2 separate regions of the Homo sapiens genome follow, and region 1 is linked to region 2. A link is a loop called in an ENCODE intact Hi-C map of the cell type or tissue named here. Cell type or tissue: endothelial cell of umbilical vein. All regions are shown on one strand. Links, peaks and the distances in the headings refer to the core of each region. The heading gives the core; the rest is flanking DNA. Region 1 overlaps CMIP (c-Maf inducing protein). Region 2 overlaps CMIP (c-Maf inducing protein).

Region 1 (16,052 bases), core at 3,676-11,675, 57 kb after region 2:
CCATGTAATCTATGAATGAAATGAAGCGTCACTGATCACTTTACTAGGACTACAAGTGTAAACTGGGACTGTCCAGGCAAAACAGGACAAGTGGTCACCTCACTGATGTAGCATCTCACCTAATCCTTGTTATGCTGCAACTGTCAGCCCAGGTCCCGGGTCCAGACTCCATGGTCTGAAGCCCAGCCCTGCCTCCTAGCAGCTGGGTACGTTACTTAACCTCTCTGGGCCTCAGTTTCCTCATCGGAGCTAGGCAGTAGCTGCCCCTTAGGGCTGCTCTGCAGACTACTCTATTTAATAGTTGCAACACTTAGAATAGGGCCTAGCATATAGTAGGCACCACTCATGTGTTGACTGAATAAAAAAGTCCTCCCATCATCCCCAGGATTGTTGCCATTTCATAAATCAGGCAAGGAAGGCACAAGGACTTAAGTCACTTGCCGGTTAGTAGCAGAATGGCTCACGCCTGTAACCCCAGCACTTTGGGAGGCCGAGGTGGGCGGATCACTTGAGGTCAGGAGTTCGAGACCAGCTTGGCCAACAGGGTGAAATCCCGACTCTACTAAAAATACAAAAATTAGCTGGGTATGGTGGCATGCACCTGTAATTCCAGCTACTCGGGAGGCTGAGGCAGGAGAATTGCGAGAACCTGGGAAGCAGAAGTTGCAGTGAGCTGAGATCACGACACTGCACTCCAGCCTGGGCGACAGAGCGAGACACCGTCTCAGAAAAAAAAAAAAAAAAAAAGAACCAGAGTCAAACCTAAGCATCAATGCCCATGCCACACCCATCCTGAGATCCTGCCCCCGACCCCACTCCACCCCCAGCTACCGCATTTTCTCTCCCCATTCAAGAATTTAGGGCTGTTCTGCAGATGACGCTATTTAATAGCGTAACCTTATAAGTCAAGTAAGAAGGAGTGCAAGGAGCCCGATACAATGCGTGGCACAGGGCACTGCCAGAGCTCCCCCTGGGGCCAAAGAGGGGCTTCAGGTCCCCTGAGGCTGTGTGGCACACGCAAAGCAGGAGGCACCAGTCCCAAAATAGGACGGGCATTTGCTGCCCGTGCGTCACAACCCAAAGTTGTTCTCCTTTTCTCTTCTTGCCAAATTACTCGATCTCAGAAATTCCTTAGCAAGACAAGACTGAAATGCAATCTCCAACCCCATCAGGCCCAGTGGAATTTCACCAACACAAATTACTGCGTTCTCCAGGAAAACGGAGGACGCTGGCCTGAAGTTTCAGATTCTCAGTAGGTCTTAGAAAGCTCCGGCACTTGAGCAGCTCCTGGAAGTGGCAGGAAGTGGTTTGCCTTTGCTTATTTTCCAAAGGATAACCACCAGATTTGCTCGTAAAAACTTGCTAACCAATTGGCAGAGGGCACCTGCGCAATCCAATGATTTCTCATATCCTGGGTTTTTCTTCTCTTGTTAGTTCAACTCGTGAGGACTTCAAAGACGCAGATGCACAAGGCTTGGCTTGGCACATGCAAAGAAGGAAGGAAAGAAAGAAGGAAGGGAGGGAGGAAGGGAAGGACAGAGAGGGAGGGAAAGGAAACAGTGGGCCGGGGAGGGCACAGTGGCTCATGCCTGTAATGCCAACACTTTGGGAGGCCAAGGTGGGTGGATCATTTGAGGTCAGGAGTTCAAGATCAGCCTGGCCAATATGGTGAAACCCAGTCTCTACTAAAAATACAAAAATTAGCTGGATGTGGTGGCACGCGCCTGTAGTCCCAGCTACTCAGGAGGCTGAGGCAGGAGAATCACTTCAACCCGGGAGGCAGAGGTTGCAGTGAGCGGAGATCGCACCACTGCACTCCAGCCTGGCGACAGAGTGAGACTCCATCTCAAAAAAAAAAAAGAAAGAAAGAAAGAAAAGGGGGAGGAAAGAAGGAGGGAGGGAGGGAGGAAGGGAGAGAGAGAGAGGGAGGGAGGGGAGGGAGGAGGGAGAGAAGGAGAGAGAGAAGGAGGAAGGGAGGAAAGGAGAGAGGAAGGGAGGAAAGGAGAGAGGGAGGGAGGGAGGGACAGAGGGAGGCAGGGAGGGAGGGAGGCAGGAAGGAAGGAAGGAAGGAAGGAAGGAAGGACGGAAGGAAGGAAGGACGGAAGGAAGGAAGGAAATTTTGATAAAGAATCAAAATTCACCAAAAGAATCGTTAAGCCACAGCCCATGGCGTCATGTTCACCGATGCTCAGGCAGGACTGCGCACCAGCTCTAAAAGTCGCCAGAGGCTGGGGCTGGCAGGACACAGAGTGAGGGAGGGAAAGAGGAGCAGAGACCAAGGAGTGGCTGAAGAAGGCCGATTGCCCCAGGGAGACTGGGTATGTTCTGCATCAGGAGAGAGAAGGAAGAAAGGGCTCCTCCAGAAGTCAGCAGCCCAAGCAAAGCAGAGGAGCCAGGTGAAGCCCAGAGTGCGTGGGGCGCCCCGGAAGGCAAGGGCAGAGGAGTTTGGATGCCTCCCATAGGGCCAAAATAGGAGAGTCTCGCCCGGGCTGACAAGCCCAGACTTGAATCTGAATGCCACAGGCAACAACTGCGAGTTGCTGGGCAGGACCGGAGCTGCCGCCCCCAAAACTGTTTCAGATTCAGAGGGCGCTGCTGGGTAAAGGAGGGGTAAAGGACTGGACGGGGAAGCTGAGTCTCCTCCACCACTTCTCAGGAAGCCTTTGGGGAGCCACCTCTGCTCCCCGGGCAGAGGCCACATGCCAGCCCAGTCTGCTAAGGACATTCCCAGATTCTTGGAGGCTGGGATGGGGGCACGTGTCCTGGGCCAGCCCAGAAGATGGATGACAAGGAAGCTACATGGGCGCCGGGACAGGCGGATGCTAAGGTGAGGAGACAGCTCAGCCAGGGCTGCCTCCCACTCAGAGGTCATCGCCAGGTCCAGATCTGTGCAGTCACTTCCCTCCCGAACTGGGCACTTGGGAGAAATCAGAGAATATCCTAGAAGGGACTCTGAAAGGGAGCTGGAGATTGGGGCGAGGCTTGGGGCACATGTGTACATGGGTGTGCAAGTGGTGTGTGTGTGCAGAGACAAGTATGTGTGCCGAGTGTCCTTCCATGCATAGGTGTGAGGCATGTGCATCCATGACCTTGAGATTGAGTGCTCATGGCCATATGTGTATACGGTGAGGGGGTGTGGCCATGCTGGGACACGTTCACAGTGTGAATGGTGCATGCATGCACACACATCTTCAACAGGCAAACAGCATCGTGTCAGGGCCAAGAGCCTGGACTGAAGCCTTGAGCACACGATCTAGCTTCTCTACACCGATCTAACTGCTCTACACCTCAGTTTCCTCATTTGTAAAATGGCGCTAATAACAGAAACTACCTCCTAGTGTTGATAGGGGGATTAAATACATTTGAATTTGTAAAGCACTCAGATGCTTGTACATGGGGTCCTACTAAATGGTATGCATGTGTGTGTTAAAAAATAAATGCATACGTGTGGGTGAGTGGTCGCACAGCTGGGAACCTGTATGTATGGAGAGGTGTGCACGGTGTAAACTAACTGGGACTGTGTGCACACGCAGGGGCAGGAAGATATGGGCTGGGTGTGCACGGATGTGCAAGAGGGAGGTGTGTCTGCCCGTTTGCAAACGTGTGGACTGTGTGTATACATGACGCCTGGGGGAGTGCATGCCAGGGCCCAGGACATGTGTGCTCAAGGACCATGGGGTGTATGCATGCACACACGTGTGTGCTCGTGGGGTATGCAAGTGTGTGCAGCCATGTTCTGGGGCACACATGTGTGGGCACCTGGGCAGGGGCATGGAGGGATGGGAGCCATGAGTCAGGTGGAAGGACCCTCTCAGAGTGAGGCGCGAGGAGCAGAGGCCTGATAACCCCCGTGAGAAAGCAGGACCACTGGGCAGAGGCAGAGTGGCCCCCTCAGAGCTGCCGAGCAGCCCCAGGGGGACTCGGTGCAGAGGTGAGGACCCAGACCAAAAAGGCCGGGGGACAAGGGCCGCATCTCACTCAGGCCTGTGCCCAGCCCCCGGCACTGGACCGTCCTCAGGAAGCTGGAAAGGAAGGAAGGAGAGAATGTGCCCAAGGGAGGGACACAGACCCCAACATGACAAGCACCATCCTCAGGTCACGTCCTGGGGCTCCACATCCATCATTTCATTGAACCTTCTTGACTGTCCTAGAAGGAGCCACGTTTTCAGACAAGGAAGCCGAGTTCTATGGTTAAAACATCTGCCCAGAGGCCCACTGCTAGGGAGCAGCAGGTTCCAACCCAGCTGGGTCTGACCTCTGTCCTCAGAGCCACCATGGTACTCTGAGAATGAATGAATGAACCAACACATGCATGCATGAATGAATGAACAGACCAACAAAGAACAATGAAAAGGAAACCGAAACTTAGTGCCCGGAAGAGGAATAAAATAAGGGAAGCACCGGAGAGTCGGCAGGCACTGCCTGGAGAAGCCTCTGGGGGGACCACAGCTGGAGCAGCAGCCATGGTGGCCTGCAGGGGACCCAGGAGCCCACGCTGCACGGGCAGAAGGAGCTTTCTTTGTAGCCCTTGAGGCTGCAGCAGCAGAGGAGGCGGCGGGGCACCTGTGTCGGCCAAGGCTCCCAGAGCACAAGCCCTGTGGCTTCACAGCAGGGCCAGGCCACTGAGCCTTTAGCACCAATTCAGAAAACCGGGATTCTGCACTCTATGCGAGTCCTGTGGGATTTGGGGTTAACAAGACCTCGGCTGCCCAGGCCCAGACACCCTCGGAGAGCCAGTCTGCCGAGGCCTGGGCATCACCGGCAAGATGGGTTATTAGAGTGACTTCTCCAAGCTGGCTGTGTCCTAAGGCCCCGTAGGGCTCAAACTAATGAAACAATGAGACAGTCGCCTTGCTTCCAGAGACCCTTCTGGGAGCCACCAGCTGGGTTCGGGGGTTGTTTAGAAACAGTTCCTAGAGACCCCTACTTATTATGAGCTCCAGCTCTAAGTGGCCTCTTGGAAAAGTGGCTCAACCTCACTGAGCCCCAAGTTCTTCCTACACAGTAACAATCACTCATCCATGAGGGGTTATTGGTGGAGAGGACCAATACAAGGTATGAAAAACACATCTCGGAGGACAGGTAGCAGGTCCTTCCAAGTGACAGCTGTTCTCATAAATGGGAGCCATCAGAGCCCTAGGTCTGCCTGAGCAGAGGGGAGCCCCAAGCTACTGAGTCCCCCGGGCTATGCAAGGCTGTCAGGCAGGGGTTGGAGGAGGGTGGACTGTTGCATGGGCACCACCAGCTCCAGCTGCCCCATCACTGTGCCTGGGAGGCCCAGGGTCTACACCTCCCTCTCCGCCTAGACATCCCCACAGCCCGGACACCCCTTACGAGGCCCAGCATCAGGGCATCTGTGCAATCCACTTTTATGGCCTCTTCCAACTGTTGAACCCCCCAGCCAGCCAGCAGTAAGCAAATGGCCCAGCTGCCAGGCTGTGGGTGGGTGTCCCGGGCACTGCCCGCCAAGCGGCACTGGCTTCTCCCTCTTGAACTTGTCCTTTGACCCCTTGGCTCCCATTCAGTTTCACAGAATGTAAGACTCTGCTCATTTTAATTGGGAAGAAGCCCAAGAGATGGAGCACCAGGTTTCAAACTGTGTTCCCAGGGGTCCAGGGTCCGCAGGGGGCTGACCCCCGCCTCTACTGGGATGGTGTGCCTTTATGAACCTTCTCTTCTTGCTGTTGGAGGAGACAGCTGTGATACCAAATCCCTGGAAGCACGTGCACAAAAGCTCACCAAATTTAAAACTGAGCTCTCCCGCACCCCACTTTGCTACTTTGAGACATCGTCATCCATTCAAAGGGTTTTATCACTGGATGAAACAACCATAAATCTGATTTGATCCTTGCTGAAAGGCTGAAATTTTAATTGGTCTTTGTCCTTCAAAGTCCTTCTCACTTTTCTTTTCACTTGTCAGGGTTGAGAAGCAATTAACTCCCCTCCATCGTACAAATTCTAAATAGGTTTCACTTACTTCCTTGTTTCCCATCCATCGCCCCCAAGTAGGATCGCCCCCATGAAGGGGGTCTGTTTTGTTCACTGCTGTATTCTGAGCACACAACAGGCACGACAAATATTGATTTAATATTTATTTTAATTAACTAAATGTAGCAATTTTAATAGTAACCATAGCACCTACTATGGTCCAGGCCCTGTTTACACATGTGATGTGTGTTAACTCACCCAGCACTCATATCCACCCTTGGAGACCAGTCCCATTATCCCCATTCTACAGATGAAAAAACAAAGGCACCACTACACTTGCTACCCTGGATTCACAGCATCTTCAAAGCCCCACCCTCGGTCCCTGGCTCACTTGCTCTCCCTTCCCTGGAACAACGCCCTGCTTCCTTTGCGCCCCTGCCAGCTTCATGGCCTCTTTCTCTGCTCCTGCAAGTCTCGGAGCTGGGGGAGCTGGGGGAGCTGGGGATTATCTCGCAAACTGCATTTTACAGATAAGGAGGCTGAGGACTGACAGCTTCCTGTCTAGTTGGGGGAATGAGGTGGAAAGAAAATGACAGCCAACAGCCAAGTCACTAAGGGAGGCCAGCAGATGCCCCAGGAGAGTGAGTGGCCATGGCTGACCACAGCAGGCAGGGGCTTCCAGGAGGAGGTGACAGCTCTCACAATGTCTCAAGTCCTCCAAAGAGCAGCAGCCCACAGCTTTGGGGTCTCAGCCATTCCTCCCACAAACATAAAAAGAGAAGGGGCCTGGGGTCTCTCAGATTAGCAGACACACCTGCCCACCCTCTGAGAAGTGGGTCTGTGAATTTCACTGGCCTGTGGCCAGCAGCAGCAGGCGAGGTTTTAGGCACAGACATCAAGCTGGACAGAGTCGTTCCCCACATGGGACTGTACCTCAGCAGCCTGTCCCATCCTTCCCCGGACGCCAGGGCGGAGATCTGTAACTTCCCTCCTCGCAGGAAACAGAGCGGCAGCCCGGCCGGCTTGGTTTGTTGTTCTCAAACGGTTATGCCATGCACGCCCAGCCCATCCAAGAAGCCTGTGGGTCGCCTGGCTCCTGCTTATCACTGAACCAGCCTGCCCAGGGCCCCGCCCCAGAGGGTTCATCCTCTGCTTCCCCCAGGCTGAGAGGTCCACTCTGACCATCAGTGTCTGTTTCACTGAGAAACCCTATGCTACAGTAATGATGATGATGATGGTGAGAGCTAACACTGAGTGCCAGGTACTCCACAGTCATTAATTCACATATGCAAACCTATGCCACGGACAGCATATGAGGTCCATTTTACAGAAGACAAAACTGAAGCTCAGAGAGGTCACCTAATGTGCCCAAAGCCTTACAGTCCCCAAGTGTAAGGTTTTGTCATCAGAATTGTGTGTGGGTGCCATCTCCGACACTAGCTCTATGATCCATGGCTAGTTACATAGCTGCTCTGTACCTCAATGACTTCATCTGTAAAGTGCGATACTGGTGCCCAACTCACGGGCTTCCTTGGCAGGCTGAATGAGAAAGCACCTGGCAAGTAGGGGCTCTTGATAAATGGCAGTTATTAGTATTTATTGTTATTAATAATATTCATGATGAAAAGAGATTCAGAGTTGTTTGGGGACAAGGGTATCAGTTACCCAGGGGCACCTGGGCAGTGTCCATCCAGGAGTCGAAAGAGCACAGGCTTTGCAGTTGGCCTGACCTGAGTTTGAACCCAGCTACCATGTCCTGCTGTGTGACCTTAAGCATCAGCGGAGGCATCGGGGGGCGGCCCCGGGGGTCCCCCATGCCCACAGGTGCCTCCTCAGAACGGGAGCCGGCTGGGGCTCCTCCTGACCCTCTTTGATACCGTGCTTCCTGAGGGGAGTGTGTCCTGTTCCGCTTACACCCCAAGGTGGAAGGGGAGCTGTCTGGCCGTCCCTGGAGAGCTCTAGAGAAGGCCCTTCCCAGGTCCAGGCTATAGGGAGACCCACCCTCTCCCAGCACAGCCACGTGCCTTCTTTCCCACCCTCTGCGTCAATAAAGGCCAGTTCTGGGGAAAGCTTCAGCCCCGCATCTGCTCCATTCCCAGCACATGCCTGGAAACACCTGCAGCTGGCTGGGCTCTGCCCTGCGTCCCTCCAGCACTGGGCTGGCAACCGAGAGGGGAAGGATGAAAGACGAGTCTGAAATCACGGCTGGAGACCCAGGAAGAGGCAGCTCCCACAGTCTGAGGCCCCGGTAACTGCCCCCGATTCCCCCGGTGACTGCTCAGCAGGCAAGGACCGTGCCTGGAGGGAAGCTTCTGGAACATTCTTCATCCAGGTGGACAGGGGTGTTACCTTTGAGCCAGGGACTCTGGCTCTGACCTCCCCGATCACATGGTGAATCACATTTCCACATACTCACACTGGTTGTTTTTTTAATTAAGAGATTTTAAAAAAACGGCTAATAAATAAGTCATCTTCCCTAAGACTTCCTGAGAAGCACCAGTGTACAGGCGAGGCCTGAAACATGAAACGGCGGGTGACAGGCCGCGTGAGTCACAGGGCAGGCCTGGGCCCTGAAGCCACGTGGGTCACCTGCAATCCCGGTCCCGGCTGCTGTGTGAGCCAGCAGGTGACTCGCCCCTTTGAGCTCTGGTCTCCTCAGCTGTGGGTTCTGCGACGTGCGTGTTGCTTCGTGTATGTTAGGCCCTCATATTCGGCAGTTTGTTGCTGCCATTGTTATTACTGTTGGTGTTTATATTAACTGTGAAGCTCAGTTTTCCCATGCGGAGAGTGGGAACGAGCAGACCTAACTCGCCACACTGCCGGAAGATTCAACAAGGCTGGGCCCGGGTGGCTTGCGCCATGCTGGCTGCTGTCCTGATGCCCTTGTCATCGTCACCATAAAGAGGACAGCCCCTTGAGTCACACGGTACACACTATGTGCCCCACTCCAAGTGCTTTATATTTCGTACTTCGTTTAATCCTCACAAAGACTTGAGGAAGTGGGCGACATTCCCATCTGCATTTTATGGTCCAGACAACAGGTAACGACAGGTAACGACAGGTAACGACAGGTAACGCGGAGGGTGAGTGACCCCAGAGCTCCGGCCTGTGCACCTGGGCACAATAACCCCTTGCACAGATGGCCCCAGTCCAGCTCCCACTGCTGCCCTCAGACTGCACTCTGATGCTGGGGGAGGGCCCTAGAGGAGAATTCGGTGTGGTGGCTCCATCACCCCTGAAGTGTCTGTGTGCCGGGACCAGGATCAAGGCCCTAGGTCCTCTGTGAGGACGTACAAGACCCTGGAGGGGCAGGAACTCGGGTCTCCCAGCTCCAACCTACAGCTTCCCCCGAATCAAGCTTCCAGTGACCCCCGCCAGCGGCTCCTCCCTGCATTCTGGTCCTTTCCAGCCCAGAGTCCCTTCCAGGGGCGCAGGGAGCAATGCCCTCCTACTAAAGGGGCATCTGCATCTTCTCGCTCACGGGCCCTCCTCTTCGGCCGCTCCCTTCTCTCTGTGTGTCTGTCTTTCTGGGTCTCTCTCTCCCACGTACCCCCACCCCACACAGCTCCCCGTAACCCACTCTCCCTTTACTCCCCATTTCTCCCCGACCCCCCACGACAACTTCCGCCTCCCCTCCTCTTCCACATCCTGCCTCTTGTCCTCCTTATCCCGGCTGCCTGCCGTTTCCGTGGTCTATTTTTGCCAGCCTTTGTCTTTGTTTCTCTTCCCCCCTTTTTCTCCAGGGCCCTCCCTTCCCTCCCCTGTTTTGCCTCCTCCTCCCAAGGCGCCTTTGTCCCCAGGCCCTCTCGAGGGCCTGCATAGCCTGGCCTGGCCAGCAAGGCCCGGCCCTGCTAGCAAGGCCCAGCCGGCCAGCACACTCGCTCCCGGCCACCGCGATGCCACTGAAACCCCTCCCTGCTCTGCAGCCAGAGGAGGAAGGGAGAGCCTGGGCAGAAGGGACACTTTTTCATCTTCATCGCTAACAGAAGTGCTCATGGCTGAGTGGCCACGGACAGAGGGACAGAGGACTCAGCCAGGAGCTGAAGGCACTCAGGCATGTGTCTCAAAGCCAGCTGTTGACTAATAACACTGAACACTGCACCATTTTCAACACGTGAAGTTAATTTAAGAAAAAAATGAAAAACAATGACACCCGGAGAGGACATGGCAGTGTTAAAATAAGGACGCTTGCACCCTGTGGATGGCATTACAGATGGGCTCCACTCTGCGGGAAAGCAAGAGAGCCTCATCGATATCCAAAGCCATCAAAATGTTCATACCCCTGTGGCCGACTAATCTCCCTCCTGGGAATTTTTCCAAATGATCTTTCATCATCAAAAGGAAAGGATAAAAACGCTACAGGCACGCAGATATTCACTGTGGCACACTCTATTGAGGAAGAAAAGCAGGAAACGGCCTTAGTATCTAACCAAAGGGAGATGGTTTCATGAAAAATGGTGTGACACAAAAGATGACCACGTGGCCACTAAAAAGCTTCCATCACGGCGAAGACTAGGTAAAACGTCATCTCCGCTGATGACGGTAGAGGAGAAAATGGAAAGAAACCAGCATGTTCACTGTGCCTGTAATGACATAAAAGTATGTGTACAGATGGGCCAAGACCAAGAGGAATAAGTGGAAAATCGATACAAGCAATCCTCAGTAGCCAAATCCATCCAGCTCCCGAGTTCAGACAGGGAAGGGTGCCAAATGATCCAGATCCACGTGATTGTGGAGTTGGGGACGTCAAGCGGCAAGAGTTCGCCAAGTGAGGAATTTATCTGAAAATACATCCAAACCCATTCAGCTGGTGTATACTTGGGTAGGGTAGGATTTCCATACTTGGGTGAATTGTATGAAGAGGTTTTTTTCGTCTTCTTTTAAATTATCTTCCATGTTCCACTGATACTGTTTTTGCAATTAAATAAAGGAAAATCAGAATTCTCGTGTCCAGGGCTTTGGAGCCCACAGAGGGCTTTCCCACACATAATCTTCCCTGAGCCTCACAAAAGCTCTGTAAGGAAGCAGGGCAGGGAGTTTTACTAACCCCGTTTTTACCAAGAAAACGAGGACTCAGAAAGGGTGTGACTTGCCCAGAGTCTCACACAGCCATGCGGTGACAGAGACGGGACTCAAAAGGCAAGGGCTGGCCCAGCCCTGTCCTCACCAGGCTCTTGTAAGGCCAACCCCAGACACCGGCACTCCAGCCCCCTAGACATCTCTGGAGCTGTCGCCCTGTGATGGGTGACACCGTTCCTGAGCCCTCACGAGGATAATGCCTGCAAGGGTAATGGCCAGACCCCACATGGGTCAGGAACAGGAACCCACCACAAAACCCCTACCCCAGTCTCTCAGCTCAGCCCGCGCAGCCCAACGAGAGCCAAGGCTATGCAGTCAAGCAGTCACCAGTTCAAATCTCGACCCCTCCACTGTGTGCAGGCTGGACCCCTTGGAGCCTCCACACAGCCAGGAGAAAAACTGGCATTACACAGGGGAAACTCTTAGGATCACTAGATAAAAGGAGAAAGTGTGTATTCTGCACCCAGTTCGATGCCTGCCCCATCTCAAGTGCTCCCTATGCCTCCGTGTCCTCCTTGGGGCCTGTGCATTTGCTCTCCTTGTCTGGAATGTTCTACCCAGACACCCCAGGGTGGCTCCCTCCTTCACCCTCCTTAAAGTTTCACATCAAGTGTTAGCCTGGTAGAGGACTGGCCACGCCACAAACACCTGCTCCCTTTGCCCTGTGTGGGTCTTGTCTTCTTCAGGGCCCTTATTCCCCCGCCATGCTAGGCATTTGGTTTTTCGTTTTTGAGACAGTCTCCCTCTGTCGCCCAGGCTAGAGTGCGATGGCGTAATCCCGGCTCACTGCAACCTCCACCTCTCGGGTTCAAGCAATTCTCCTGCCTCAGCCGCCCGAGTAGCTGGGATTCCAGGCACACACCGCCACACTCAGCTAATTTTTGTATTTTTAGTGGAGACAGGCTTTCACCATGTTGGCCAGGCTGGTCTCGAACTCCTGAGCTCAAGCAATTTGCCCAACTTGGCCTCTCAAAGTGCTGGGATTACAGGCATGAGCCACCACGCCCGATCCATGCTAAGCATTTGTATGCTGGTTTGTTACAATAGCATCAGGCCTCTGCACTGGGCTCTCCTGACCACGAGAACAGAAACATCATTCACTGTGATGCTATATTCCTTGCACACAGTAGGAGCACAGAAAACCAATGAATTAACTACTAACTGGTAGTGATGACTCTGTCAGAGAGGAACAGGAACCTTTAGCTACACCTAACCTCTTACAGCCCCTGAGGGATGTCAGGCTCCTTGGGACACTACAGGCCTCTGGCACAGGCGTGCAGGCGTGTCCACAGGTCTCTTGCCCTCTCTCACTTCCCCTCTCACTCCCCAGGGACCCAAAGAGCACCAGTCCAAAGGCTGGTACTGAGAAGATATCAAGAATCCCGGTGGCCGGAAACACATAAAAAACTGTCTTTCTGCAGCAGAAACTGCAGATTTCAGGACATCACTGGATTCTGAACCCCTAGAAAAGGTCAAATTCCTAGCACTGGAGAGCTGGGGAAGTTCCCGAGACTCTCCTTCCCCTGTGCCTCCTCCTGCCAGAGTTGGCATTTGCCAAAAGCTCCCAGCGTGAAGGGCCCTTCGCTGGGCACTACGCACACATCGCACATCAGCTCTCTCCCCCTCCCTGAACGAGCCTGGGCAGTGCCGTTTCACAGAGAAGGGAGGGGGGCTCCATAAAACCAGAAGCAGGAGCCAAGGCCATCCCACAGCTGGGTCCTGGGAGAATGGTGGCCTCGTGGGTCTGTTTGGTGACAGGGTGTGCTGGGTTCCTGCACTCTGAAAGTCACACACTTGTAAAGTCTTCCAGACCTCCGGGTACAGCGGCACTTTTGGAAAGAGGGACTCACAAAGGAGACCTCTCCTGCTGGTCTCTCACCCAAGCCCCTGCACCCAAGTGATGTACCTGAATAATACGCTCTGACTACCGAGGAGAAAAAAGTACCAGTGTATTGTGGTACTCCTTTCCTCAGGGCCTGGAGCCTCTGCAAGTAAAGTCCCCCTCTGTGGGGAACAAGCACTACCTCCCCTCTTCACCCACCAACTCCAGCTCCTCCTCTCCTGTGCACATAGAAGTCACCTCCTCCAGAAAGCCCTCCCTCACCCCTCAAGTCAGCCTCTGAGTGCACCATCAGCATCTGTATGGGCACATCGTACCCCTCCTTGCCCGCCTTTCCTCATGCCACCAGCTAGGGATGTGAGCTCCCCAAGGCCTTGGACCAGCTGGGCCTTCATGGGTGCATCTCCTGTGCCTGAGAGTATGGCCAGGACAAAGCAGACAATCAAACTGAAAAATGAATGAATAACAAAAGAATGAACGAATAGAATGAATGAAAGCAGAAAGAATGGGAAGAGACTGAATGAAAAAAAAAATGAATGAAAGAATGAAGCATGAATGAAACTCACAGGAAGGTCTGAAAGGCCATCTCTTCCAGTGCCTGCCAGAGACAGGAAGCAAAGTCCAGCATCAATGACAGTGGCTCACATCTGATTCTACAGTGGCAACTACATCGCTCTGCCAGAGATTATTCTCTCCCCGTCTTCCAGATCACACTGGGCCTGCAGAACAGCGAAGAGCCAGGAGCTGTGGGGAGAGTTCCCGAAGAGGAGTACAGAGGTTCTGTGCCCTCCCAAGGCTCTCCTGAAAGTCACAGGAGCCTCCCTGGTGCTGCGGTAAAGCAAGGAAGCTGATGACTGCCCAGGAGTGCCACCAAGGAGAAGGGGCACACAGAGAGGGGATGGGGGAAGGAACAGGCATGTCACCCTTATAGCAGTCCCAGGAGACGCATATATCCACTGTTTCGGGGAGAACCAGACACAGAGGAGGCCAACAATCAAAACCTGCAGGTGGAATGAGTGGATGACTACAATGATGGCTAACAGCACACTCCCTCCGTGCATCGGGCCCAGTTCTAAGCACTTCATACGTATTACTCATTTAATCCTCCCTGCAACCCAGTGAGGTAGACACTATTATGCCCAGTTTAGAGACAGGGAAACTGAGGCACAGGGACTCTCAGCGGGTGACCCAAGGTCACCCACTAGGAAGTGGAGGAAGTGGAGGAAGAGGAATTTAAAACCCATGCAGACTGGCTCTGGAATATGAGCCCTTAACCCCCTACGGTCGCACTCTCTCAGCTTCGGTGTGCTACGGTCACGGAGCTAATCAGAACCATAACAATAATAACAATGTACTCATCTTTAGTATGCTAAGGTCATGCAGCCAATAAAATAAAAGTCATGCAGCAGTCTCAGTTTACTATGCAAACGGCGTCTTGCCAACAATAATAAACAATAAAACAACAATAAATAAAAATAAAATAAAATAATAATTAAAGTAAGATGCGAGGCTGCCAGGGCATCCCAATGGCACCTCCAGGTTGCAAAGAGCAGAAGCCGAGAGCAGTCATTCCATGCAAGAAGAGGCATTCGAAGATCGTCTAGTAACCGTGTTTGCAGAGCCGGAACATCCTTTTTGTTTGTTGATAGGGGATTGCTCTGAGATGCTGCTGGGCTAAGCCCCCTGAAGCTGCTCTCTGGCACCACAGCTCTTGAGCCTTTACTCCGTGCCAGGCACCAACCAAACACTTTGCATGGGTTTTTTCCTTTAATCCTCACACAGACCCTGTGAGAGTGGTGCAAGGAAGCCACAGTTTGCACATAAAGCAAGCTGAGGCTCAGAGTGGTTAAGTGACTTGCCCAGTGTCACAGAGCTAGGAAATGATATCTGAACTCAGCCGCTCTCTGACCACAAAGCCCAGAGCCTTGCGCTCTGGCTCTGGCTTCCTTCGCCTTGGGAGAGGAGTTGCTGCCTGGAAGCCACGCGGGCCATGCTGCCCAGCCTGCCCATTCCCGCCAAGCCGGCCCGCTTGGCAGGCCACAGGCTCAGAACCCCTCACTTCAAAGTGATTCACCCTCAAGGGCTGTGTGGTTTGGTCTGGGGCCTCGGGAGTGGAGCAGTCAGAGCCCCACTCGGCCCTGACCACCCAGGTTTGAAGCGGGTTCCTCAGGACCTCAGGAATCCAGGTGCCAGCTCGCCGTGACCGCCCGGGACAGCCTTGCTTAGCAGAGGCCACCATTTCTCAAGAAGTCACGCTGGGGCTCCCAGGTAGAGCAGTGAGGCTCAGGAGGCAAGGGAGGGTGGGGAGGGGGCACCCCAAAGTAGCCCCCACACCCCCCCCGGTTCACTAGAAGCCTCACCCCTGCAGGGCCTGTTCTGGTTCTCAGGGCCCCCCATGACCAGAGGCCAAGCACAGCCCAGCAGGCGTCCCCTTCTGTTTCTCCGAGGCCTGGTGTCCAGAGAAACGAAGCTGCGCCAGCTGCCCCCACCCCAGTCCCACGCTCCCTCCAGAAGCTTCCCTCACGGCGCTCAACGCCCAGTGCGGTTATCGCCTGCCGTGCGCCTTTGAACCCCAGGAGGCCGGGGAGTATGGAATGTGCGATGCCTGAGGTCAGAGCTCCAGTTTGATTTGAGCTGGGTTGAGATGAGGGGAAAATGGCCAAGAACAACTCACTCATTTACTTCATTTCCAGACTTGGCGGCTGTTGGGGCCGGGCTTCCAAACCAAGCTGGCTTTGGCCAGGACATCTGCAACAGTGCCGGCCACCAGGCACAGCTGGATTCGCTTAGGGAGTTAAGAGCCTTCAAGGTCTCTTAAGAAATTAGTTCCTGGGGAGTCTGGCTCTCTCTGGGGACCGGGCAATGGGCCGGCCCACTCCAGCCTCACCTCCTGTGGCTGAGGACACCCGGAAACTCTGCGGGACTGGAGGGACTCGGCGGTCTGCTTGGAGAGTCACTGTGTGCACTCAAGTGCAAAGTGGCCCGGCCCTGGGCACCCCTCCTGAATGAACTCCAGCGAGGACCCGAAGTGCAATTTCCTAGTTGCCACTGCGTCTCAGGGCCTAGGACGTATGAGGTGAATTAGAAAAGAAACCCAAGAACAAATGGATGATCCTTGGTTTCCACATCTGTCAAATGGGCGCGATCATATCTACCTCCCAGGGCTGCTCTGAGGCCTAGTGGATGGACGAAACAGATGCAAGGC
Region 2 (16,052 bases), core at 3,839-11,838:
CAACAAGCTGGAAGCCGCACACAGAAGAAGGAAGTCCTGGTGGCTCTGGGCGGCAGGAGGGGCGCCCAGGCCTGGTTGCCAGGTAACCCCGATCATTCACAAACACGGGGTAATGCGGATCCCACAAGGAGAGGGCTGGGTGTTTACTCAGACATCTTATCTACTGGGCTCGCCTGCCAGTGTTTGCACCTTGCTTTCAAAGGACAAAGTACCTGGTGGCGGGGTTGGGGAGGTGACGCTGAAGGGAACAAAGTCAGGATGGCTGCAGGCGGGAGGAACAGTGGGCCTACTGTGCGCAGCCACTCTCAACACATTTTATGCCAAGCTCCTGGCATTGGGGACTGAAATGAGACAATCCAAGAAAAGCTTCCTGGGGTGCCAAGCAGCAAATACTCACAGCTGCCGCAGCTGTGTTCATTCCAAGATGTGCTCAGGACAACTTTCCCAGCAGCCTGCCTGGCTGGCCTGCCTCCTCCCCACGCCTCCTGTCTTTCCTTCTGCCCCTTGCTCACTCCAAGCCAGGCTGTCTCCACCTGGGCACTGTTGACATTTGGGGCTAGGTCATCTCTGCGGTGTCCTGTGTGTGGCAGGGCACTGAGCAGTATCCCTGGTCTCTACATGCTGTTAGTGGAAATGTAAAATGTGGCAGCCACTATGGAAAATAATCTGGCAGGTCCCCAAAAACTTAACCGGAGAAGAGCTGTATCATCCAGACGTTCCATTTCCAGGTACAGACCCAAAAGAATGGGAAGCTTGGTCTGTGTGTGATACCTGTAAACCTACGTTCACTGCAGCACTATCTGTAACGGCCGAGAGGCGGAAGCAGCCTCGTGTCTGCTGATGGAGGGATGGAGAAGCACGGCCTGCATTCACCGCAGCACTATCTCTAACGGCCGAGAGGTGGAAGCAACCTCGTGTCCTCTGATGGACGGACGGATGGAGAAGCATGGTGCAGCATACACAGACAATGGAATATTGCCATAAAAGAGAAAGAAATTCTGACACATGCTACAATATGAAAGAATCTTAAGAACATGACGCCTAGTGAAATAAGCCAACCACAAAGGATAAATATTGCGTGACTGCATTTACAAGAAGTACTTAGAGCAGTCAAATTCGTAGAGACAGAGCATAGAATGGTAGGTGTCAGGGGCTCGGGGAGGGGAATGGGGAGTTAGTGTTTAACAGGGACAGAGTCTCTGTCTGATAAGATGAAAAGAGTTCTGAAGATGGAGGGTAGTGATGGTTGCACAATGGGAATGTACTTAATGCCACCGAACTGTATGTTAAAAACACCTCCGATTTGGTGAATTTGATGTTATGTGTATTTCACCACAATTGTCTTGTTTTTTGAGACAGGTTCTTGATCTGTCAACCAGGCTGGAGTGGAGTAGCAACATCATAGCTCATTGTAGCCTTGAACTAGGCGATCCTCCCACCTTGGCCTCCTGAGTAGCGGGGACCACAGATGTGCACCACCATGCCTGGCTAATTAAAAACATTTTTTCTGTAGAAACGAGGTCTCACTGTGCTGCCTAGTCCTCCCATTTTTATTTATTTTTATTTTATTTTTGGATTTGTTAGCATGATTTAATCAATTATTCCACATTATAAACATATATTAAATTATCACATTATACTCCATAAATATGTAATACATACAACTATTGTTTGTCAATTAGAAAAAAAGAACGAAGAGGCTGCCAACAAGATGGTAAGTACACAGTAATAAGTGAATTCAACCAACATGAGTGAATTCAACCAACATCAGTAAATTCAACCAACATCAGTAAATTCAACCAACATCAGTAAATTCAACCAACACGAGTGAATTCAACCAACATGCATTTGGCATTGACATGGCCTTGGCCTTCATGGAGCTTCATGATCTCGTGGGGGAGGTGGCTTCTCATTTTTAAATTAAACTTTTCATTTGAAAGTACTTTTGGATTTACCGAAAAGCTGAAAAGACAGTAGAGAGGATTCTGGTAGCCCTCTCACCCAGCTTCCCTTGGTGTTGACACCTTTCAGACCATGGAACATTTTCGTCACAAGCAAGAAACCATCATTGGTCTCTGATGCTGAACTAACCCGGACACTTTGCGTGAACTTCACCAGTTTTTCCCAAGTGTCCTTTTCCCGTCCCTGGATCCCATCCAGGGCACCACATGACATTGAGTCATCGCGCCTCCTTGGCCTCCCTGGTCTGGGACAGTTTACGCTTTCCTCAGCCTTGAGGACCTGCACAGTTTTCAGGAGCGCCATTCAGGCACCGTACAGAATGTCCCTTAAACTGGGTGTCTCCTATGTGACACCTGCTTTTGTGTGTGTACACGTGATGTACAATTGTGTGTATAAGTGATGTCCAATTTAGCCATTTTAACCATTTAAGTGTACGGTTCAGTGGCATTTGGTCCATCCACACTGCTGTGCAACCATCGCCACTGTCGGCCTCCAGAGCTTTCTCATCTTCCCAAACTCAAACTCTGTCCCCATCGAACACCAACTCCCGGCTCCCCTTCCTTCTACCTGTGGTTACCAGGATTCCACCTTCTGTCTCTGGAGACACTGCCTCATGCCCATTAGGAGGGCCACTGATAAAACAACGGAAAATAGTAATCGTTGGCACATTGTGGAGAAATCACAACCTTCACGCATTGTTGGCGCGAATATAAAAGGGTGCAGCCAAGTTACTATGTGATCCATCAATTTTACTCCTAGCTATATATGCAGAAGAATTAAAAATAGGGACTTTTAAAAGGGACACCAGCGCACCCGTGTTCAGAGAAGCATTACTCTAAGTAGCCAAAAGGTGGAAGCAACCTAGTGCCCGCCGCCACCTCCTTCTGCAGCAGAAGGCATTCCCCCATAATAACCAGTCCAACATCTGCCTTCCACCCCACCCGGGCTAGAACAGGTTCCGTAACAGCAAAATGAGATGACGTGCAGCCAGGTAAGTGGACTGTTCTACTCCTGAGATCTCTGGCCTCAGTTCCCAGGACTCAGAAACTCTGAGAGAACAAATAGCTCACCGCTGGGTCTGCATTTTCCAGGGAAAAAATGGCTTCAGACAGAGAAGACGGTGATTCTGTTTGGCCAGGACTGGACTCAAATTCTAAGAAAAGTAACAGTCACAATGGAGCTCCTATTAATTGCACACTTCCTGTATACCAAGGTTTACCCCTAGCTCTCATGCTCACAGCTCTCCCAGGGGTGGGTATTATTATGGATCCATTTTAGAGATGAGGACACTGAGGTTCAGGGAGAAAAATCACTTGGCAGGAATCAGTCTCCCCCAACCAGGGCAGACCAGACACACTCCAATGGCAATAACCAGCCCGGAGGGGTTTCATCTATGCTGGAGATCTCCCCAGGCTTAGGTGGGGACGTTTCTCCTTCCTGATTTAGCTTTGGGGAGCACAGTATACCCTGGTGGGGACCCATGAAGATGGTGACTTCACAGACTTGGTCACATCACTGCCAGGCCGCCTAGGGAAATGGGGTCATCTCAGATCTCTCCGGGCCCCAAATGCCCAAATGGCAAGGCCCTCTTGGACAGGGAGCGGACAGTGTATGTGCTGAGCTGGGAATGAGGCCTTAGACCCTTTTGTTGTGCACACTGAGTCTGTGTGCATCCTGTAGGGTGTGTTACCTGGGCAGGTGTGCTTTCACTGTCCCCATTCCCTGCTGAGAGCATGAATTCTTCTGTCTGTTTTGCCCATGGGTCCGGATTCCTCTCTGGCTTTCTGCTGTGCCTGATGTCACTTGGGGACTCCCACAGTCTAGGGGGGGTTCTTGATTTCCCCAGAGCTATGGTGACCCACTCAGGGGAAAAGCAACTGGAGGTATCTATCTCAGCACCACACCATCACGTTTCCCCTCCCTGGATGAGGCCTGCTGCTTATTATAACAATGACAACATCGGAAATGCTGCTTGTGGATTTCTGCAAGAGAGGAGATGACAGGCTTTCTTTGCCCTCCTGCTCTTTGTTGGATTCTGCAGACCCGAGATGAGGCCTTGCGTGTGTGGGAAAGTTCCCTGTGGCTGGGAAGACTGATGGCACAGAGGAGGCACCAAGGTGACAGCTGGTGCCCCTCCCACTGTAGGGGTGTGTCGAGGCAGACTTACCAGGGACCAAGGAAAAACCCCCCCTTCTGGGGGGCATCCCTAGGAGCTTCCAGCCCAATGACACCTGCGGCCAGGGCTTCAATTTGCTGAAGATTAAAGTGAAAACAAATATATTTTAAAGTTGCCATCATCTCTTCAGGGCCTGTTAGTTCCTAGCAGACACGATGCTAAGCACTCTATGCTTTCGTTGGGTCCCACAGAGTCTTACCAGATATAACGATTATCTCCATTCTACAGACAAAGAACTGAGGCCCAGAGAAGAATAAAGTTGCCTGCCCAGGGTCACACAGCCAGAGAAGTGGCTGCAGGAAAAAAGGCACCTGCTGACAGCGGTGAATGAAGAAAATGAGAAAGTGAAAGGACAGCTCTGAGCCAGAAAGTAGAAATCTGGAGGTAAACATGAATTCGATTATACACCCATATTTGCCAGTCTGGGATTCTGCAAACTTCTCAAGCACCTGGTAGTGGCCTCCTGGAGGTGTGTTGTGAACGGTTCTGCAGCTGCCTCTGGGCTCAACAGGAAAGAGTGGTGATTGATTATTGATGTCTGCCAGGGCACACAGTTCTGAGAAGTAGCAGAACGGATGCTACAGGAATCTCCTGCCCAACTCTCTGAAGCAGGATATTTCTCTGAATCTTTCTGCTCCTTAGCTTCTCCTTGCATTAAATGAGCTCAGATAGAGAATAACAGGTTAAAGTGCCTTTTGAAGAGGAGAGCATTTTCTCTGAATGCTAATTGCACATCTGGCATTTGTTAATTCAGAGATAAAACTCAGTTCTCATGGAAAGGTAGACTCCCCTCAACATACATTTATCAGGCACTGATTGTATTATTGGGTATCCGCCCTCAATGAGTTTGGCAAGGAAGACAATTAACTTAATGATTATTTAATAATTATTGTTGTTCTAAATGCCTTAAATGGAAAGTACAGAGGGCCAAGTCCCGCCCACCACAGGGCAGCCTCGCCTTCCTGTTGAGTATTTGATTCTGATGTGGAAAATTACTTTTCTGTTCACAGCCCACTGGAAACGCTTGCATGGTGGCTCCAGTGCCTAGGAGGGTGTTAGACCACCAAAGAATGTGGACACGTAATATAAAAGGGCCAGGGGGGCCACGTGTCTGCACACAAAGCTGAAGGTGGTCCCTCCACCAGCAATTTGTCTATCTTTGCTAATTAGAAGCTCATGCCTCCTTCTTTGCTTTTTCCTGCCCCACAGAGGAATCTTGGCCATGCTGCCTATAGCTTTTGGCAAGGGGCGAGGGCACGGGAAAGAGAAAACACAAATGGCATCTGGCAGGGCCAAGAGAGGTGCGTGTGAAGCTGGCGGAGCACGCCCAGCCTTCCTCTCCAGGCTGTGTTTAGAGGTCTCTCTCTCTCCCCTTGGCCTGAGCACCCTCCCCACTGCCGGGTGAAAGGAGCCACAGGGCGTCACAGTTGCCTCCCCTGTTCGAAGCTGGCGCCGGGACAGGCAGTGGGCTCTGTTTGGAATATATGCTCTTCATCAGACGACTCTGAAACAATCACCCTTTCTGGCCCGAGAGGAGGAAGGCACCTCTGAGGCCAGCGCTTCCCCCAGTGCAAACAGCGACCCAGCCTGCCCAGTCCTGCTTTCAACTTTGTTGCTTTTGCAAATACGGTCCTGGGTCCTATTTCCCACATCCCTGCAGCCAGGTCCCGCCTGCCTCCTGGGGGCATGGCCTGCTCCAGTGCCCAGGCCAGGACGCAGGAAGCCAGCCCCTTCATCTTCCAGAAAAGCAGTGGGCGGGAATGGGGATGAGCAATCTGCGAAACGGAGCAGGCCACAGTCAGGGTGGAAGAAAACGAGGGAAGACTGAGAAACAGTGGGACTGAAACAAGCAGAGACTCAGGCCCTGGGTGCTGGGACCCACGTGGCTAAGCAACTGGTCTTCACAACATTTATCCCCACCTCACCTCCCTAACTCCTCCTCAATCCCCAGACAGCAGCTGACAAGTCACGTCTTTAGAGGAGACTTTCCTGTCCCCCAGGGAGGGGACTCCCAAACCCCCTGCACTGGAAGTCTCTGCTGAAGGTCAGTCTTCCCCTTGGAAAGGACTGGCAGCTCCATGAGGACAGGGCCCTCATTCCTCTTGTGCACTCTGTCCCCAGCCACAGCAATGAAGGAACAAAGCCAGAGAAAGAGAGAGGGAGGGAGGAAGGCAGGTAGCCTGGCTTCTCCCACTAAGGATGGCCCCTGGTGGTAGGCACAAGAGCAGCTCCAAAGATGTCTATGTCTTCGCCCTGATCCCCAGAACCTGGGAATGTGCCATCTGACATGGCAGAAGAGACGTTGCAGATGTGGTTCCATTAAGGACCTTGAGATGGGAGATTCTCCCAGATTGTCGAGTTGGTCCCAATGAAAGAGGAAGGCAAAGGGTCAGAGAGAGGCTGGGAGATGGTACACAGGTGGCTCTGAAGATGGAGGAAGGGGCCAAGAAGCCAAGGAATGCAGGTGGCCTCTAGAAGCTGAAAAAGGCATGGGAAGAGATTCTGTCCCCTAGAACCTCTGGAGAAAACATCCTAACATAGCCCACCTAACATAGCCCAGGGGGATCTGTTTTGGATTTCTGACCTCCAGGACTGTAAGATGATTGATCTGTGTGGTTTTCAGCCACTGGGTTTGAAGGAACATGTCACAGAGGCCACAGGAAAAGAACATCCCCACTACACACAGGATACCCTCGGGAACCACCAGCCAGCCCTTATCAGCCCAAGTGAGCCGACGTCAGAGACAGGCAGACAACTACCAATGAGCACAGAGTTCTGGCTTCCTTCCACTGCCACGTATGGGGAGGATTCCAACTCCCTGCCCCCTTGCAGCCAGGCCACCGCTACACAACTGGGCCTGGACAGTCAGATGTCAGAGGATGTCACACAAGTCCCTCCTAAAGCCAAAGGATGCAGCTGCCAGCGCTGGGCTCCCCAGTCCTCCCTGCCCCTGCCGCCGAGGCTGCAGAGTCACCAGGTGGAAGGACCCCACCAGCCAGGGCCCCCCTGCACACTGCCGGTGGGGAACAGCGTCCATGGTGACTGAGCAAGAACAAAGTTGTTTCAAGTCCCTGGACCGGGGAGTCTTTGTCACAGCAGCAGAGCCTCACCCATCTGAGGATGCATGGGGAACTGTCTATGGGAGCAGGAGCTGTCACCCACATGCATCCAGGGGAACTGTCCACAACAGGGGCCTCAGCCACCTCTGGAAGCAGAGGCCACCTTGGACACAGACCCCTATGATGTCCCCAGGGCCCTGTGACAATTTCCACCTTGGATGGGGGAAGTTTGCCTTAGTCACCAAATGACTGTGAGATGAAATCACTTCTTCCAGACAGTGTGGAGAGAAAACGGAAGACAGAGCAGGTTCCCACAGCTCCCACATACTGCACACGGCCCCAGTGTGTCTTTGAGGCACACACTGCAGCCACCTACAGCCACACACTGACATGGCTGGCCCGACGTGGTCCTCTGTGCTTCCTTCCTCAGGACCCCAAATGTTTTTTCATTTTTCTGCTTCTCAGCCAGGTCCCATGTGCCATGTCTGTGGCTGGGATTCCAGGAAGCCAATGGATATTTTCAGCTTTATTGTCCCATTTGTCACTTGCTAATTAGCTAGAAGTGACTAATCAGAAAACAGTTGGGAGGCAGAGGAAATCCCCCCATTTTCCTGGCTTTTGGTTGCCCATGGTTACTCAGAACCCTCTGGGTGTGTGTGATGGAACTGGGGTGTGTGATGAAACTGGGGTGTGTGTGATGGAACTGGGGTGCGTGTGATGGAACTGGGGTACGTGTGATAGAACTGGGACATATGTGATGGAACTGGGGTGTGTGTGATGGAACTGGGGTGCGTGTGATGGAACTGGGATATATGTGATGGAACTGGGGTGCGTGTGACGGGACTGGGGTGCGTGTGACGGGACTGGGGTGCGTGTGACGGGACTGGGGTGCGTGTGATGAACTGGGGTGCGTGTGACGGGACTGGGGTGCGTGTGACGGGACTGGGGTGCGTGTGACGGGACTGGGGTGTGTGTGACGGAACTGGGATATATGTGACGGAACTGGGGTGCATGTGACGGAACTGGGGTGTGTGTGATGGAACTGGGGTGTGTGTGATGGAACTGGGGTGTGTGTGATGGAACTGGGGAGGGCACAGAATGGGGTTAGGACTTTCTTCATCCTCTCCTGGGTGTAAGGAGAATCTATGTGCTGTAACCAGGCATCACTTCAGAATGACAGTGCTGTGGTCACCAGTGGGCAAAAGCCAAGGTCACCAAAGCCCCTGACTTCAGCCTTCTAGTAGTTTCTAATTGATCAGGTAGATTCCAGAAGCACAAACAGCTCCACTGGGTCCTCCTGGTCTATCCTAGCAATAGCAGCCATGTGACCCCAGGCCACACCTAGAGCACAGAGGGTGGAAGCCACATAGACATTCTTTGACGGGATAAGACCTGTCAACACCATCCTGCCCAGTGCTGCCAAGGTTTCCCAGCCAAGAGTGGGAGGGGGGCATGAGCAGAAAGAAGCAACTAAAGCCCTGCGACCCTCCTGCACCTCCATGGACAGGGCCAGACCTTCCCAAAGCTGGGAGGGCATGCCATCACTGACTGCCACCTAAGGCAGGCCCCAGCCACACACACACCTATGACCCATGACCTTCAATGCCACTCCACACCAGTGCTGTTCCTTATTCTCCCATTTCACGGATGAGAAGACTGAGGCTCAGAGAGCTTGCATGACCAGCCTCAGATCATGCAATGAGTAACTGGCAAAGCTGGGTATTAAATTCAGGTCTCTCTGTATCCACTGTGGAACAGTAAGGAAAGAAGGAGTGCTACCGAGGGCATGGGCAGGGTGCTCAGTGTGTACTGCCTTCGTCCTACAGCCATAGGGGTGGGGTGAAATCACATCACATAGGCACACGCACAATAATTCTGACACACATGTAGATGTGCACACATTTGCCCACGCACACGGGTGAGCGCATTTAAATATGCACATGGGCACTTGGACGGCACAGGCTTGTGTGCACATACACACACACACAAATGCACAAGCATGTACACACAGCACACTGCACACACACATTCAAATACACATGTACAAACATACACACTGGCATATGCACGCGCGCATGCACACACACATTTGCCTGGTTTCTCCACATGGGAAGAGAACGCGCAGTTGCCTTCAGAGGAACCAGCCAGCACCCTGTGCCCTGCTGGGGCACCCAGGCCCTGCTCTGGGCTCGGTCTGCCCAGCTTACCAGGTCTAGCAAAGGCCAGTCCTTGCTGCCTGTGTCCTTTAGGGGCGATTTCATCATGAATGGTACAATTTCCAAAGACAAATAAATAAAGAGGAGGTCTCAGCCCCGCCTCTCAGGACCACTGGCATTTCACTCAGGGCCGCTTCTTCAATATCCTCCGCCCCCCGCCCCCAACACACACAGAGCCCAGCCATGAAAATCCCCTACATGGGACAGTTTCCTGGGGCACGTACAGCACTCCAGGGCTAGCAAGGAAAAGTGGCAGCTATCTGCCCAAGGAGAATTTCCCAACGGCCCTCGGCTGCTGGCTCCTGACCTCATGGGTGACAAAGTCCAATGAAGAAACAGCAGATGTGAAACCAACGGCCCCCCATTTGCAAGCCCGGCATTTTCCAGGGTAAGGTTCTATCGAATGATTTACCAGCTCAACCAGGTTAATCATTGCCTAAGAAATACAAATGGCTCCATCAACCCTCAGGCTGGTCACCCAGGTGCTCCTGCAGGTTGACCGGCTCCCTCCTCATCCTGCAACCTGCACTTAGGGTCTGGTTTGTTGACTGAATAAGCCAGTGACAAATCATCAGAAAAGCCCCTTTCCCTGACTACCTACTACACATCTGGCTTTGGGCCACGCCCTTTCCACCTAAGCCTGCAGTAAAATAGATCCAGGAACTGAGTACAGGCCCATGCAGACAGACCTGGGTTCAAACCTCAGCACCAATGGTCCAGCTGTGGTGCCAAGTCAATCCTCGTGTGTGAAATGGGTTGCTATGAGAATGAAGGAGTCAATGTGTAAAGCAGTGGTTCCCAACGGGGGGCATTTGGCAATGTCCAGACACAGCTTCCTTTTTCCTTTTTGTTTTTTTCAGAGACAGAATCTTGCTCTGTCACCCAGGCTGGAGTGCAGCAGCATGATCGTAGCTCACTGCAGCCTTGAACTCATGGCCTCAAGCAATCCTCCTGCCTCAGCCTCCCACGTAGCTAAGACTACAGGCACACACCACCATGCCTGGCTTTTTTTTTTCTTTTTTTTTTTGTAGAGGCATGGTCTCCCTATGTTGCTGAGGCTGGTCTCCAACTCCTAGCTTCAAGTGATCCTCCCACCTCAGCCTCCCAAGGAACTGGAATTACAGGTGCATGCCACCACACGTGGCCTGGAGACATTTTTGGTTGTCACAACTGGGGTGGAAGGGTGCTGTGGGCATCTAGTGAGTGGAGGCCAGGGATGGTGCCAAATGTCCTACCATGCCCAGGACAGTGCCCGCAATAAAGACTGATCCAGCTGGCTGGTGCCTCACACTGTAATCCCAGCACTTTGGGAGGCAGGTGAGACAAGAGGACCGCTTCAGCTCAGGAGTTCGAGAACAGCCTGAACAACAAAACGAGACCCCATCTCTACAAAAACTTTAAAAATTAGCCAGGAGTGGTGGCCTGTGCCTGTAGTCCTAGCTACTTAGGAGGCTGAGGGAGGAGAATCGCTTGAGCCCAGGAAGTCGAGGCTGCAGTGCGCCATGATTGTACCACTGCACTCTAGCCTGAGGGACAGAGGGAGACCCTGTCTCAAAAAAAAAAAAAAAAAAAAAGTGATCCATCCTTAGATGTCAGTAGAGCTGAGGCTGAAAAATCATGATGTATATACTACAATGCTTGGGTCAAGGTAAGCCCTAGATAAATGCCAGCCGCTGTAATGATCTGGAAATTGTTCCAACAGCTTTACAGCATGACATGATTGCCGGCGTGCTGCAGAGGAGGCTGGGATCAGAGGCTGCGAGTTGCTCGGGTGACAGGAAGAGCAGAGCTGAAGAGGCCTGCCTGGCTCCCTGGGCATTCCTTTGTTGCCACAGCACCTGGCCCTGGGGCACAAGCTGGTCCCAGGCCAAGGGTCCCAGTGTCCAATTTCGGTGTCTGCCAAATTCCCCCTCACTGCCCCACAACTGTGAGCCAGCCTCTCCAATTCTTCTTCATCTTGCACTTCCCCAAAGGGAAGAGGGGCCATTTCCTGAAGTGTTTTCTTGGGTACACTGAACTAACGGACACTCAATCTGGACCCTGCAGGCTTCTGAGGAGATCCCTTCCTTCCTCCTCCTCCTCCTCCTCCTCCCCCGCTTCCCACCCTCCACCTGCAAACCCTCGCTTTTGCCTGAAACGGTAAGTTTGTCTCCAAGGCCCAGCTACCCCTCTGAGCAAGGTGTCCAGCCCTGACCCCGCAAACCAGGCCCTCCTCTGAACTGGTTGTCACTGGCTTTGGGACCCTCTGCTCAGCGTGCCCACAGCAAGAGATGGCCTGCAAAGACCCTCTATCTGACTGGAAGGGCCAGCAGGGAGCCTGGAGCGGGGGTCTTTCTGCAGAGATGGCAGAGCATCTGCAGGAGCTGGTCTGTGTCCCCCTCCAGAGTCACCCTCGCTGCACACACCCCATGCCCTCGGCCACATAAACATGACATGGTCTACGACCCAGCCGCGCTGAACCCCTTCCGTCTCTCTTTCTGGAGGCCAGGCCTTGACATATGTGCTTCCCTCTACCAGATATGCTATCCCTCTCCTCCTCTGCCCCAGATCCTCCTCACTTGACTTAAACACCATTGAAACCTCCCTGCCTCCGGGAGCCCAGGCATGGCTCGGCCATCCCACATCTGTGTGCCCACATCCCAGCCCAGACTGCCCTGTACTGTCACAGAATATGTGCCGGTCTTTAATACCGCAAGGCTGTGCACTCCCGGGGGAGTGGCCTTTGCAGCCCAGCACCATCCAGGGAGCTCTCGCGATGCAGGGAATGTTCTACATCGGCACTCTCCAGTACAAGAGCTGTTCGCCACGCGTGGCTACGGAGCACTGAAGTGTGGCTACGTGCCTCACAAGCTGAATTTTTACTTTGGTCTAATTTTAATTCAATGTAAATAGCCATACATGGCAGCGGCTACTCTTCCAGCCAGCACAGGTCTAGAGGGATGTCTAGCTCCCATCCAGTGCTCCACACCCCCTGAACAAGAGAATGAATGAATGATGAGTGAACAGCACTTGGTTCTCACCCTCCTTTCTCACCCCGCACGATAATCATCTGACTTCAATTTTCTCCACGAGGCCGCAGCTACCTGCAGGCAGGAGACACACAACTGTGTTCGCTCATTGCTGTAACCTGTGCTTTCTTCGGTTCCTGGGACACAGACCCTCAGTAACTATTAGTTAGATGAATTAATGGGTGAATGAATGAACCGCCTGCAACTGAGAGCCTCTTCTCCTTCCCCACCAAGCCTCAGGAAAACTGTCATGAAAAGGAAAACTCCCTCTGGGTGGATTTCTGAGTGCACCTCCAGCCCAGTTCATCCTCTTGCTAAAGGGACCGCCGCCCTACATGCTGGCTCTGTCCTGCCTGGCATTGAGAGGGAGCTTCTGCCGCCGGCGAACAAGGCATCCTTCTCCATGCCTTCTTCCTGCTCTCCCAGGACACCATGGGAGAAGTAGGGCAAGTCTGTCTTCTCTTGACTCAGAGAGAAGGATCGGGATTCCTCATTTCCCTGGGCTGCCATTCCCTGCCTCCTGGCCCCAGCAGCAGGATGCCCCCACGAGGTTTCAGGAGACACGATAACTCGTAAGAACCAGGGTGAATTTGAGAGTCTATTATAAATCAAATGCCTTTCATCCTCGACTGCTGGCTGTGATGTTCTCCAACACTGCTATTCACAGCGAGCGCCATTTGCGTTTTCCCCACCCACCGCCCCGTCCCACTTCCTTCTGATGTAGGTCACGGTGGATTCTCCCTGAGTTCACTAGATCTACCTGCAGTGAGGGGGTGACACCGCTTGAAGCAAATTTAGCAATTCTCTTACAGGCATGTGGGAATCCCGTGCTCGCTCATTCAGCCGAGACCCAGACTTGTACTGTGTGTGGAAAATCCTGTGCAAAGACCCTGGGGCCCACGGGAGGGCCGGCAGGAAGGCTTCTATGCCCAGGTAAGCTGGGCGTTTGGAGCTTGAAAACCACCATCATTTGGAAACAATGCTGAGGAGGGTTCGGATTCTAGAACAGAAGCAGATCAGTCAAGTAGTAACTTGCCCTAGTTTTACCGTGAGCATCGCAGGTCCGCCCCGTGCTGTGTGGTCTGGACCAAGTCACTTCTCTCCAGCCTCATGCTTCCATCTGTAGATGGAGGAGGATGCTGGAGCTCGCCACATAAGCTGTGTGGATTAAATGCCATTCATAGAGCACTGAGCACAGGGACTCTTCACACAGGAGACGCTCAGTAAACGTTATTACTGATGTTGTCACTGTTGTGTGCACGGTCCCTTTTAGCTACACAATATAAGCATCATCTTAGTACAGAACCTAAGCTTCTGCTCCTTCACTGCGAGAAGCATCAAGCACCCACCCTCTTCCAGGCACCATGCTAGGCGCTGGTGATACAAGGACGGGTTCGTCTGCAGGACTTCTCTAGAAGCGCAGCAAATCCTGAGATAACGAATGCATTAAATCAAACACCACAGTACCTGTGGTCAGCCTGTCTCAAAGGATGGAAGAAGCTAAGGCACCCTGCAGGGAGGAGGGCAGGCCTGGGAGAGTTTCGCACCAGTATGAGCTGAGCAGGGAAAGCGGAAAGGGGAACCCTGGCTGTGGGCCTGGCATCTTCTAGGAGTCTAGGAGTTTACAAGATCATGGGCTCTTTTGGGCAACAGCAAAAGGTCGTTTGTGGCTGGAGCACAGGGTGTCTGGTAAGGAACTGGCAGGAGATGAAAATGAAAAGATTGAGTCTGGCCCCAATTTGGCAGCCTTCTCTGCCAAAAAAATGAGGGGTTGAACTTTGTCCTGTGGACAACAGAAGGGTTTTAAGTACCACTCATAAAGTTACTCAACCCCAGAAACCGGAAGCAGAGCCCTCCATGCACGCACACACATGGCATACACACATCTCACACATACACCCTCTCCACACACACGTGCACACACGCAACACTCCACACATACACAAATACACGCACACACACACATGCACATATACACACAACATTCCACAAACATATACACACATACAAATACCCATACACCACACATATTCAAACATACACACACACACACAGGCACACACACATGCACACATGCACCCCTGTGGTGGTCCTGGCACCCTGCACTGGACCCAGAGCAGAAATAGAAGTCCTTAGGCTCCAAGATATAGCAATAAGGAGGTGGCCTGAGAGCCACACAGAGGCCGGGAAGGTCAGCGGCAGGCTGTTTGGAGAAGGAAATATTTAAAAACAAGAGGTTTCCTGTGTGCGCGCACACACACACACACACTTACCCCCTGAGGATGAGACAGAGTCCTATCAGTAATTCTTTCAAAATAATGCCCTCACGTGTTCACGCCACACACATAGCACCAAAGAGACTTTGCAATTAAAAAATTGAGTATTTTTCACTTGCATGACCCTCCAGCCTCGGTCTCATTTGAGAGCTGAAGCCACCCCTCTGCCCAGCACCCACATTGAAAAGGGATGCGTGCACATGACTTGAGTCTGTCTCCGTGAGTTCACACTCACTGTGCACTAGGTGCATGTGGAACCCCACAAATGATGGATAATTGGGGCGGGGGGACCCCTGCGTGTCCAGCGTTTGCCCTTCCTTCTCTCTCTCCTTTCCCCTCTTCTGGGCTGATGAACTGTTTTCTAATGGGAATGGGTACCCCAAGGAGGCTCACAATGGAGATTTCTCATGCCAGGTGGATGCAATAAAAATGTGCTAAAGCTCCTTAAAATAGCTGTGTTCTCCCAAGTAAGATAAACCTTTTCCCGATAATACGATTCAGACCTGCAATTAGCTCAGTAAACCCTCTTCTTTAGACAGAAAGTAGAAGGTGAAATGGAAGGCATTTCAGGGGTCATAGCTGGACTAGTGGAAGTTGATTTTTTAAACAATGACTCAAACTTAGTTATCTCCTTGGAAGGAAAGACTGCCTGAGCCAAATAAAAATTTCTCTTTGTTTCAGAAAATTAAATCCCCATCCTTTGTTAGGCCTGATATAGAAGCCAGGCACTGTTCTAAGATAGTAGCTTGTTTTATCCTCACCTTAGCTCTAGGTGGGGAAACTGAGGAACGGGGGGAAGTGACTAGCCCATGGTCATAGATAAAAGCCAGGAATTGAACACAGGCTGTCTGGCTCCAAGGGTCAGATCTTACCCCCACGACCCTGACCCCCCTTCCTTTCAGCGCCCTCAGTCCTGCTGCTCTGCTGGAAAAGGGAGGTCACAGGCTGGCCCAGGACGCAGCAGGGAGCCCTGGGCGGCCCTGAACTTCAATGTGGGGACACTAGCCAACGCAACGCCTTGGCAATAAGCAGCCAGCTACAGGGGTGGGTATGATTGTTTCTGAATGTTCTCACGGGACCAACAAAGAGCGCTCTCCGGCTGCCGTGTAGCACTGGACATGATTAGGGAAGGGAGGAGAGGGTGTCTTCCAGCCAGGAAGCTGGCCCACAGGTGTCACTTTGCCATCTCAGAACCACACAGTCTTCAGATTCCCAAAGTCAGACCCAGCCCACCTCTCAGATGCGCTCACCTGGAGCGAAGCAACTTCAAGGCCACACAGCAAGCCATCAGCAGAAAAGCAGTGACACACAGTGCCACCAGCCAGGCCTGGGCCCTTGCCACCTCATGGGCTCCA

What was found. Peaks named below come from ENCODE experiments on the same cell type or tissue, not always from the same donor. Only the 100,000 strongest peaks of a DNase experiment are listed, where the experiment ranks them.
Region 1: it touches region 2 in a loop (2.6-fold over the local background); 4 of 110 quality-filtered maps call a loop at or near these places.

The regions. Positions count from the first base shown.
Region 1 is chr16:81,486,304-81,502,355 of GRCh38, reverse strand. All of the region lies in intron 1 of CMIP (c-Maf inducing protein), which reads right to left. Among named protein-coding and RNA genes, the nearest start is that of MIR7854, 40 kb to the left of the region's middle. RefSeq lists enhancers at 4,379-4,438, 4,499-4,618, 4,535-5,176, 8,179-8,912, 12,364-12,433. In endothelial cell of umbilical vein, for the core only: CTCF peaks have their summits at 4,437, 6,629 and 6,841; DNase peaks (open chromatin) are centred at 6,455, 8,035, 8,465, 9,705 and 2 weaker places; H3K27ac peaks cover 4,743 bases.
Region 2 is chr16:81,543,066-81,559,117 of GRCh38, reverse strand. All of the region lies in intron 1 of CMIP (c-Maf inducing protein), which reads right to left. Among named protein-coding and RNA genes, the nearest start is that of MIR7854, 17 kb to the right of the region's middle. RefSeq lists a silencer at 1-274 and an enhancer at 5,739-6,345. In endothelial cell of umbilical vein, for the core only: no CTCF peak of the experiment used is centred there; DNase peaks (open chromatin) are centred at 5,117, 5,347, 6,907, 7,517 and 1 weaker place; H3K27ac peaks cover 3,566 bases.